Linked DNA regions of Homo sapiens: region 2 is linked to region 1. A link is a contact called in ENCODE POLR2A ChIA-PET data. All regions are on one chromosome and are shown on one strand. The core of a region is the stretch at or near the end of the contact, and the rest is flanking DNA. Distances in the headings are between cores, read along the strand shown.

Evidence for each region. ChIA-PET counts read pairs that join two places held with the same protein, here RNA polymerase II (POLR2A).
Region 2: POLR2A ChIA-PET joins it to region 1 with 13 read pairs in GM10248. The contact joins two enhancer-like sites. POLR2A ChIA-PET finds 5 or more read pairs at or near these places in 2 of 52 experiments (GM10248 and WTC11).

The regions. Positions count from the first base shown.
Region 1 is chr5:133,033,972-133,040,006 of GRCh38, forward strand. No RefSeq gene overlaps it. Among named protein-coding and RNA genes, the nearest start is that of ZCCHC10, 10 kb to the left of the region's middle. Within about 2 kb of position 1,325, at least 2 of the 41 ENCODE cell types and tissues checked have a DNase peak (open chromatin) inside an H3K27ac peak, as active enhancers do.
Region 2 is chr5:150,761,336-150,766,977 of GRCh38, forward strand. No RefSeq gene overlaps it. Among named protein-coding and RNA genes, the nearest start is that of DCTN4, 5.1 kb to the left of the region's middle. Within about 2 kb of position 2,261, at least 19 of the 41 ENCODE cell types and tissues checked have a DNase peak (open chromatin) inside an H3K27ac peak, as active enhancers do.

The sequences.
Region 1 (6,035 bases), core at 75-2,574:
TTTGTATTTTTAGTAGAGACGGGGTTTCTCCATGTTGGTCAGGCTGGTCTCGAACTCCTGACCTCAGGTGATCCGCCTGCCTTGGCCTCCCAAAGTTCTGAGATTACAGGTGTGAGCCACCATGCCTGGCCGAAAACTTTTTCTTATAGCAGAAAAAGACACAAACCTTTGTTCAAAATTAGATACAAAAATAGATAAAATTAGATAGTGGCACTGTAATGATGCTCCTAAGTTACCATGAATCTTTTTCTTGACCTTTAGACAGTCCAAGAAGTCTCACGTGACATCCCACGTTTCCTTCCTCATTCAAATCGCCCCTCCCTCTTTCAAATCTCAATTCTATAAAATTGAGATGGCAAGGCCAGGCGTGGTGGTTCACGCTTGTAATCCCAGCACTTTGGGAGGCCGAGGCAGGCAGATTACCTGAGGAGGCGGGCGGATCACCTGAGGTCGGGAGTTAGAGACCAGCCTGACCAACACGGAGAAATCCTGTCTCCACTAAAAATACAAAATTAGCCGGGGGTGGTGGCACATGCCTGTAATCCCAGATATCCAGGAGGCTGAGGCAGGAGAATCGCTTGAACCTGGGAGGCGGAGGTTGTGGTGAGCCGAGATCATGCCATTGCAATCCAGCCTGGGTAACAACAGCAAAACTCCGTCTCAAAAAAAAAAAAAAAAAATGAGACGGCAAATGTTAAGAAGCGTTGGTAATATTTCAAGTTACTCTGTTTTTGACAATTCTTTTGGCGGTACTTCCTAATTTCCCATCCTACCTCAAGGTGTAATTTGGCTTAATGTGAGCTAGAGGTCACAGAAATCCCTGTTCCAGAGATCCCTGTTCCCAACACCTAAGAGCTTTAAAGCCTCAAGATATCTGAATCAGTAAGGTGGGAAAACAGCCTATTGCAATAATGCTCCAGGGAAATTGGATTCCTTGGGCCAAAATAAGCAAATATAGACAGGAAGTCTTAGAGCTTAAGAAACACAGAAGAGTTTTTAAATCCTCACCTTTCCATTCCAACCAGCGAAAATGCAAACAGGGAAAAAGAGCTCAGAAATCTCTTCTTGTGAATAATTGGATTTCCAACCAGTAGTTAATTGGGCTTAATGTAATCACAGGTTATTCAATCAGGCTGCTATTGGTGAAATCTACGTGGTTTTCTTTTTTTGACCCTTAAAATTGTAACCCAGGTGTTACCTAGGGGCTTTGTTGAACTTGGAGAACTAGGTAATCTTGGCTACAACATCTAGGGTCTAAGGTAGTTGAAAGACGACTCTATACTTTTAGTGGTTTAATTTCACGTAGGCTTCACTGTCTCTGTTCCTGCTCCAGGTCACATCTGAATAAGAGGCTGCATCTCATTTGTGGGTGCTCACTAGAAATCCCACTGCACCAAGCATCTCATGATTTTATTGAAGGCTTGTGGGCTGCAGTAAAGGGTTGTCACATGCCAGATGATGTGACCACTGTCTCTCTGGCTCTCAATGACTTTCCTCACTTCCTCTCTGATCAGGACCCCTTCCAAAATCCCACAGTCCCTACATATTGCCTTGTGAAACTCCCTGGAAAGTTATGTAAATAAGTGTCCCCTCCCCTATATAATTTAACTCAAAGCCCACCCAGGCCTATTTGGATTCCTCTGCTCACTGGTACTCTGGTACCAACTTTTCCTCTAATTACATCAACACTGTGAGATATCTTTTAGGGTATTTTTTTTTTTTTTTTTTTTTTGAGATGGAGTCTGGCTCTGTCGACCAGGCTGGAATGCAGTGGCGTGATCTCAGCTCACTGCAAGCTCCACCTCCCAGGTTCATGCCATTCTCCTGCCTCAGCCTCCCAAGTAGCTGGGACTACAGGCGACCACCACCACGCCTGGCTAATTTTTCTATTTTTAGTAGAGATGGGGTTTTACCATGTTAGCCAGGATGGTCTCGATCTCCTGACCTTGTGACCTGCCTGCCTCGGCCTCCCAAAGTGCTGGGATTGCAGGCGTGAGCCATGGCACCCAGCCAGGGTATTTTCTTTTTTTTAGATGGAGTCTTGCTCTGTTGCCCAGGCTGGAGTGCAGTGGTGCGATCTCCTCTCACCGCAACCTCCACCTCCCAGGTTCAAGAAATTCTTCTGCCTTAGCCTCCCAAGTAGCTAGGATTACAGGCACGTGTCACCATGCCTGGCTAATTTTTGTATTATTAATAGAGATGGGGTTTCACCATGTTGCCAGGCTGGTCTTGAACTCCTGACCTCAAGTGATCCACCCGCCTCAGCCTCCCAAAGTGCTGGGATTACAGGCATGAGCCACCACGCCTGGCCATTTTAGTGTATCTTTCTAGTTCCTGATGATAGTTCTCTAAAAACTGGATGTTGGTGACCCTGTACCCCTAGCCACACTTGACTGAACTAGTTTGACTGATCTGAGCTGGGTCAATCAAGTCCTCTTACCTGAGAATTTTATGTTAGAACTAACGGTCTTTACTTTTCATCCCTGTGTAGGGCTGGTCCTGAAGCATGTATATTCAGAGCTGAGGGGCAGCCAGTGTCTGGAGAGAGAGAAATCTGGTCTACAGAGAAAGAAGGCTGAGGCAGGTGGATCACTTGAAGTCCGGAGTTCAAGACCAGCCTGGTTAAAATGGTAAAACCCTGTCTCTATTAAAAATACAGGGCCAGGCGTGGTAGCTCATACCTGTAATCCCAGCACTTCGGGAGGCCAAGGCGGGCAGATCATGAGGTCAGAAGTTCGAGATCAGCCTGGCCAGCATGGTGAAACCCTGTTTCTACTAAAAATACAAAAAATTAGCCAGGCATCATGGCACATGCTTGTAGTCTCAGCTACTTGGGAGGCTGAGTCAGGAGAATTGCCTGAACCCAGCAGGCGGAGGTTGCAGTAAGCTGAGATTGCGCCACTGCACTCCAGTCTGGGCAACAGAGTGAGACTCCACCTCAAAAAAAAAAAAAAAAAAAAAAAAAAAATTAGCCGAGCATGTTTGCACATGCCTGTAGTCCCAGCTACTTAGGAGCCTGAGGTGGGAGGATCTCTTGAACCCAGGAGGTGGAGATTGCAGTGAGCTGAAATGGCACCACTGCACTCCAGCCTGGGTGACAGAGCGAGACTCTGTCTCCAAAAATAATAATAATAAATAAATAAAAATAAATGTTTTTTGTAGAGACAGGGTCTCACTATATTGCCCAGGCTGGTCTCAAACTCCGGGGCTCAAGTGATCTGCCCACCCAGACCTTCCAAAGTGCTGGGATTACAGGTGTGAGCCACCGTGTCCGGCAACCATCACTACTACCTGTTTCCAGAACTTTTTCATTATCCCAAATAGAAACTCTGTATTCACTTAAAAATGATTCCCCAATCTGGCTGGGCACAGTGGCTCATGCCTGTAATCCTAGCACTTTGGGAGGCCGAGGCTGGCAGATCACAAGGTCAGGAGTTGGAGACCAGCCTGACCAACATAGTGAAACCCCATCTCTACTTAAAATACAAAAATTAGCTGGGCATGGTAGTGGGCGCCTGTAATCCCAGCTACTCAGGAGGCTGAGGCAGGATAATTGCTTGAACCTGGGAGGCGGAGGTTGCAGTGAGCCAAGATGGTGCCACTGCACTCCAGCCTGGGTGACAGAGCAAGACTCTGTCTCAAAACAAACAAAAACCCCATCCATTCTGCTTAGCCCCTGGTAACCTCTATTTTACATTCTGTCTCTGTGAGTTTGCTTATTCTAGGTACCTTATATAAGTGTAATCATATCCTATTTGTCCTTTTGGGTCTGGCTTATTTCACTTAGCATAATAATTTCAAAGTTCAGCCAGGTGGTGGTTCACACCCGTAATCCCAGCACTTTGGCAGGCCAAGGCAGGTGGACTGCTTGAGCCCAGGAGTTTGAGACCAGCCTAGGCAACATGGCAAAACCCTGTCTCTACAAAAAATATAAAAATTAGCGAAGTGTGGTGGCATAAGCCTGTAGTCCCAGCTACTCAGGAGGCTGAGATGGGAGGATCACTTGAGCCTGGGAGGTGGAGGTCTCAGCAAGCTGAGATTGTGCCACTGCACTCCAGCCTGGGTGACACAGTGAGACCCTATCTCAAAAAAACAAACAAACAAAAAAACAAAATAATGTTTTCAAGGTTTATTCATGTTCTAGCATTTATCTGGATTTCATTCCTTTTTATAGCTCAATAATGTTCCATGTATGGCTGGGCATGGTGGCTCCCACCTGTAATCTCAGCACTTTGGGAGGCCGAGGTGAGTGGATCACCTGAGGTCAGGAGTTCGAGACCAGCCTGGCCAACCAACATGGTGAAACCCCGTCTCTATTAAAAATACAAAATTAGCCGGGCGTGGTGGTGGGTGCCTGTAATTCCAGCTATTTGGGAGGCTGAGGTAGGAGAATTGCTTGAACCCAGGAGGCAGAGGCAGAGGTTGTAGTGAGCAGAGATCGTGCCATTGCACTCCAGCCTGGGCAATAAGAGCGAGACTCTGTCTCAAAAAAAAAAAAAAAAAAAAAAGAGTCTATGTATATAGCACATTTTGTTTACTCATCTGTTGAGGGACATGGGTTGCTTCCATCTTTTGGCTATTGTGAATAATGCTGCTATAAACATTGGTGCGCAAGTATCTGTTTGAGTCTTTGCTTTCAATTCCTTTGGGTATACAGGCACTTGTGAGTGGAACTGCTGGCTCATAGGTAATACTATGCTTGGCTCTTTGAGGACAAAGTATAATTTTTATTTTTTTGTTTGTATTTTATTAAGGAAATGTCTGAATCATAAAAGTATAAGTTTTAAAAAGTTATGAACATGCAAATATATAGTGAGGGTATGTCAGTGATTTATTTAACTGACTCATGAGACAGCCAGCAGGAGAACAAAGCTGATTCAATAGAGAATTCAAGAGACTCGTGAAAGAAAGAATGCTGAAGTTAGATTTCAAAATTAGATATAAAACTTGTTATTCTACAGAGCATAAAAACATACTTTTGGAGAATATTTTATCTTTTTCTTTCTTTTTTTTTGAGACGGAGTCTCACTCTGTAGTCCAAGCTGGAGTGCAGTGGCATCATCTCAGCTCACTGCAGCCTCCATCTCCCAGGCTCAAGTGATTCTTGTGTCTCAGCCTCCCAACTAGCTGGGACTATAGGCACGCACCACCATGCCTGGCTAATTTTTTGTATTTTAGTAGAGACGGGGTGTCACCATGTTGCCCAGGATGGTCTCAAGCTCCTGAGCTCAGGCTATCCACCTATCTCGGCCTCCCAAAGTTATGGGTTAACAGGCATGAGCCACTGTGCCCAGCCTTTTTTTTTTTGAGACAGAGTCTTGCTCTGTCGCCCAGGCTGGAGTGGAGTGGCACTATCTTGGCTCATTGCAACCTCCACCTCCCGGGTTTAAGCGATTCTCCTGCCTCAGCCTTCTGAGTAGCTGGGATAACAGGTGCTTGCCACCATGCCCAGCTAATTTTTATATATTTTTTTTTAGTAGAGATGGGGTTTCACCATGTTGGCCAGGCTGGTCTCGAACTCCTGACCTCAAGTGATCCCCCTGCCTTGGCCTCCCAAAATGATGGGATTACAGGCGCAAGCCACCACTCCTGGCGGGGAATATTTTTTTCTACCAGACACAAATAATTTACATCTCAGCTGGACATGGTGGGTGAGTTATGCTTATAATATTAGTACTTTGGGAGGATGCGGCAGGCGGATTCCTTGAGCCCAGGAGTTTGAGACCAGCATGGGCAAGATGAAGAAATCCTGTCTCTGCAAAAAAATAAATAAATTAATTAACCGAGCATAGTGGCATGAGCCTGTAGTCCCAGTTACTCGGGAAGATGAAGCAGGAGGATTGCTTGAGCCTGAGAGGTGGAGGCAAAAAAGAAAAGAAAAAAAAAAGAAATAATTAATATCTCTACCATACAAAAATTATTTGCTGCCAGGTGCGGTGGCTTACGCCTGTAATCCCAACACTTTGGGAGGCCGAGGCGGGTGGATCACAAGGTCAGGAGATCGAGACCATCCTGGCTAACACAGTGAAACCCCG
Region 2 (5,642 bases), core at 1,011-3,510, about 18 Mb after region 1:
GTTTCAAGACACATAGAATGAGAAGAATAATCCCTGCCTTGGTGAAAATAAAAAATCATCCAGGCTGTGAAAGCATTTTGTAAGGTATGAAGTACTAAGCACATGGAAGAAATGCTCCCTAAATATCCCAAGTATGAAAAACCCAAAGTGGTTTTCATTTTTATAAAGAGTCCTTCAGAGTAAATCCACAATAATAATGGAAAAAACTGGAAGTTAGTCAGACTTTGGTCAAATGAGGTCTTGTGAAGGGGACCGAATCTGGGCTCTGACCTCAAAGACTTAGGGTTTTCTACAGCTTAGGAATCTGGGGAACTGCTCTCACCAATGCTGGCCACCTGCCCTGGCTGCCTTCCCCACTTTTGCTTTCCTACTTGAAAACTATATTAATTATAGGGTTTCCTGTGTTGAATCTATTTACAGGCTAATCTAAAAGTCATAGTAAGTGAATAGAGGAGGAAGAAAAAAGAAGTCCCTGTTTCATCAATATCCATGCTAGCCCCTGTGGGGGCCCTTACTGCCCAGGAAATGTGGTGGTGGCAGGGCTAAAGCTAATTTCCCAAGTGTAAACATGGCAAAAGACTGCTGGCCTGCCTTTATTCTGGGAAATCTTTTGAATTGTTTTTGCTTTTGAATTGAACTGAACTTTGAATTTTTCTTTCCTTTTTTTTTTTTTTTTTGAGACGGAGTCTCACTCTATCGCCCAGGCTGGAGTGCAGTGGCACAATCTCAGCTCACTGCAAGCTCCGCCTCCTGGGTTCATGCCATTCTCCTGCCTCAGCCTCCCAAGTAGCTGGGACTACAGGTGCCCGCCACCACGGCCGGCTAATTTTTTTGTATTTTTAGTAGAGATGGGTTTTCACCGTGTTAGCCAAGATGGTCTGGATCTCCTGACCTCATGATCTGCCCTCCTCAGCCCCGCAAAGTGCTGGGATTATAGGCATGAGCCACCACGCCTGGCCCACTAAAACCACTTTTTATGAGAAGTGCACAGATGGGCCTACAGAAGATTCAGAAGCCTGACTAAAATTTGGCCAAACAGAGACTGTTTCTCACCCTCCCTCTTGCACAATTCACCACCCAACCCCGAGGCTTGCTTCTAGGAGAGCACCAGTGTATTGCTCACTGAATTGAGCAAAGTGGAATTAAAGACTGAATTCCTGCCTAACTCAGTGCCTGGCACAGAGCAAGCCCTCGGTTAGTATTTGTCGAGTGGATGAACACTATTTTAAACCATCTGGAACTTGCTGCCATATGGAAGCTGGCAACTAAAAAAATTTTTTTTTTCTTTTTCACCTTTAAGCAGTTGCTTCTTTTAGAAGGCAGAACAAGAAATAGGGGGAGAGGGGAGGATTGCAATTCTGGATTGTGTGGTCAGGGTAACCCTCCTGAAAAGGTAAGGTTTGAGCAAAGATTTGAAGGAGGTAGAGCGAGAGCCCAGTGGATATCTGGGGAAAGAGCCTTCCAGAAGGAGCTAAACAAGGTCTCTAAGGCGTATGTGAGGAGCAGCAAGACCTGTGTCATTGTTAGGGAGTGAGCACGGGGGAGGGGTTTGGGGGATGATGTCCCAGAGTTAATGGGGGCTGGGGGTGCACTCATGTAGGATCTCAAAGGGCATTTAAAGGATGTTGAATTTTTCTCTGAAGGGAATGTGGAACCATTGCAGGATTTCAAGCAGAGCAGTGATGTGATCTAACCCACATTTTACAAGGGTCATTCCTGACATCGTTTTGGAAATGGACTGTAGAGAGACAAGGATAGAATCAGGGCTCAGTTAGCAAATTCCAATGGTGATCCAAGCAAAAGAAGATAGTGCCATAGAGCACGGATTCTGGCTGTATTTTGAAGATAGAGCCTATGGGATTTCCTCATGCCCATAGACTGCCATGTGGGAGGGGATGGCTTGAAGTTAGGCAACAGGGAGGCCCTGGTTGGGCCAGGGGACAGTTTGTTTTTCAGTTTGACCAAATTCAGCCACTGGGGGTTTATTTCCTCAGAAATTACCAAGACTATTTCTTCTCCCTGAGGTCAAAATAAAAACATCCAGGAAAGGACTAGACACTTTTATATTTAAGAAAAAGAAATGAAGCTAACTTGTTCAGTCTCTTATTTTGTTCCAACTCACAAAGCACGGTGATGACAACACAGGAAGGCATATTTCACAAGAGGCCAGAAAAAGAGCCAATCAGTCAGTTGCTAAACACATTAATCAGATCTTCAGTGCTCCAGCTCAGGCTGAGGTGATGCTGGTGTGGGAGAGCCCAGCCCGTTTGGAATGGGGCCAAGGACTCTCCACAGTAGCTTCTCCCCTTGCTGTGAAGGTAAAATGCGTTAATACAAGTAAAGTGGGTAGAGGGCAGCACGCTGTCAGTAATATCAGTGGTATGTAAGTATTGGTTATTAGGCCACGGAGTATGGCCCAATCCCCTCATTAACAAGTGAGAAAACAGGTTCAGAGAGAGGAATTCATTTGTCTAAAGTTACACTGGCTCTCCAGCTTTACTTCTGAGCAGCACTAAGTTGGCTTCTTAAAAAAATTGTTTTGGACAATTGGGATTTCCAGTGTTGCCCCTCTTACAATTTATTCCTGGGAAGTTCTTTTAGACTTTCAGCTGTCTCATCTGAGAGCCTTCCTGTCCTCACAGGGAAGTTTAATGGGAAATTTTGTTACTCTTGAGCACTGGTGGAAGTGAGCCTCCAAGCTGGCCATCAGTGGCCACTGCCTTCTGGTGTTTCTACCCTTGTGTACCAGGGTTGGTCTGTGTGACCAACAGCATATGACAGAAGTGATGGGATGACACTTCCGAGACTAGATTATAAAAGACTGTGTCTTCTGTATTGGGCCCTCTCTTGCTGGAGCTCTCTCTGTCTGAAACACACACACACACACACACACACACACACACACACCCTTTCTCTTGTATCATTTGTTTGGGAGAAGCAGGCTGCCATTTTGTGAGCAACCCCATAGCAAGGCCTGTGTGGCAGGAAACTGAAGCCTCTGGCCCACAGCTGTTGAGGACTAAGGCCTGCCAGCAACCAGCGAGTGAGCTCAGAGGTGGATTCTCCAGCTTCACTTGAGTATAGAGATCATTACAGACCCAGATGACAGCCTGACTGCAAACTTGTGAGAGACCCTGAGCTAGAACCACCCAGGTTAGCAACTCCTGGACTCTGACCCTCAGAAACTGTAAGATAAAAAATGTTTATTTTAAGCTGCTAAGTTTGGGGATACTTTGTTCTTTCCTTACCACCACCATAACAGTTAACCTCTGCCACACTGTATACTTCTCTTTCCATCTCTGCCCCCTCCACTGTCCTAGTCATGGCCTCATGCCCTCCCCACATGTCCCCATAACCAACTGTCTTCTCTGAGGTCAAACCCAGAAGTTATCAAACCAGCTGAATCAGTCACAGTACCAACAGGAAACAGATGGCGGGCTAAAATTGATAATTTGAAGAAAGTTTAATATAGGAACTATTTGTGGAATTGTGGGTGGGGTGGAGAGCAATGAAAAGGAAGGAACACTGCAGTTCACAGGGTTAGTAAAGGTGGGTGCTGTTTATGGCCTGAGGCCTGAAGACGCAAGGGTGGGAGCAGTTACTGTACTCTGGAGACAGACAGAGCTGTGTGAAGAGGGTCCCCTAACAGGAATTGGGCCACAGAGCCAGCCTTGCAGCCCCTGGGGTGAGGGTGGGGGTAGAATGCAAAACACCTCAGCTCCTGCTGGTGCTTCCCGCTTAGATGAGCCCACCAGAAAACTAGACATCAAGGAAATCTATCTTAGTTTCCCTCAGAAGCAGATTGTGGGATAAGGGTTTAAGTGCAAGTCATTTATTTGAGAGGTTCAAAGGTTCAGGGTATACCAGTAGGGAACTGAGGAAGTGAAATAAAGAAGAGAAGACAGCTGGTATGATTGTGTTATTAAGCCAGCTATCATAGTGGGTGACTGGAGCCTAGTCCCACAGAGAAACTCTGGAAACAATGTAAACACACCTCTCAGAATTATTTCACTGAAGGGTGAGGGAGTTGGGATATTTATACTCCTAAAGTCTTTGGTTGAGGGCTGCTCCTGGAGAAAAGGGTTAATTCCTGGATACTTTTGGACTGACAGACCAACCTTCTGTGTTTCTGGGAAAAGCCCTCAGACACAAAGATACAGATACTGGCAATTGGAAGTCTGTGAAACATTGAGGTGGAGAAGGCCTAAGAGATTTGCGCAGGGATTGGCAGTGTCTGCTACCAGGCCCACTGATGGGATACATTCAGATGAACCTCCCATTCACAAGGCAGGATGGAGAACTGTGCAGAGGGTGAATCTGGAAGCAAAAATGAAACTTAAGTGCATGCTTAAAGTTAATAAGTAAAACTTATTAATACTCTCTTAAATAGAAATACACTGTATAGGTTTCAAAACAGTATTTTTTCCCTTTTATTCTCACAGTTACTCTACCCTCTCTTGTAACCATGTAGCTAATTGTCTGATTCTGCTTGTGCATTATGCAGTGTGCATTGCAATTCTGATTGTGCCTGTGCATCTCACTGTGCCTTACCTAGGTCAGTAATTACTCCATTTCAATGAGCAGAAAAAGAGGCACAGAGAGGACCTAACTCAATAAGAGTCATTCAGATGCAAGACATTTAGCATCAGTTCTTTTACTTCCTGTTGGGTAATCTTAGAAAAGTTAACATATCCTCTTTGGGCTTCTGTTTTCTGATGTGTAAAATAGGGGTTAATAACATTTTCACCCTAGAATTGTTTTAAGGACTAAGTAATATAATGCACATAAAATCTTTGCTATACAATAAATGCTAAATAAGTGTTTCGTTCAAGTAAATATTCTTTTTTGAAAAATATAGGCAAAGGCATATAAATATTTGAGACGAAAGTTTACTTCAAAAATTTGAACAGAGATATCTTCTGGTAATAGACACTCTATTATCTCTAGCTACATGACTGTGTAATAATTGAACACTTTGGAATTAAGCCATGAGAATTGATTCAAATAATTATAACCACACTAATGAGACCATATGACTATCACTCCACTTCAAAGCTATAAAACAGAACGCTTCCATTTCCTCTTCTTTCTCCCTGTCTGCTTAGCACTTTGTTTTATCTCAAATTCCACATGTTCGAGAAGTTTCATCATTTCACCATCCTTCCTTATCATTAATTCAATGAAGGCTTTCAGCCATAATACAAAAGTTTTAATTAAAATAAAAATTCCTGTATCTTATGTTCAGGCTAGAAGGTTATTTCTTTTGAGTTAGCAAGTGAGTGGAGCTACCCCCAAAGAGTAAGAAGGCATTTTGCCCAAGGATTTATAGAACAAACAGAACTTTGGGAATTTTTTCAGGAAGAAAGGGGAAGAGAGGGAGACTAGTAATTTCAGGAGTCCTGGTGCTTATTGCCTGACTTTTGGGAAGACCCGAGCTGTTTAGGGGCCTGTAAGTGAGAAACTAATGTCTGAGCCAGGACAGATTCATCAGTGAAACAAAATAGATCACCCTAACACAGGTATGCTTTTAATTAAAAACTGTAGTAATCTTAAGATCCTTGAGCCTTAGCTTTAAAAAAGTTTTGGAGGTGCAAGTGACTACAGAGAACATTTAACTGAACTATCTTCTTTTCACTTCTGGA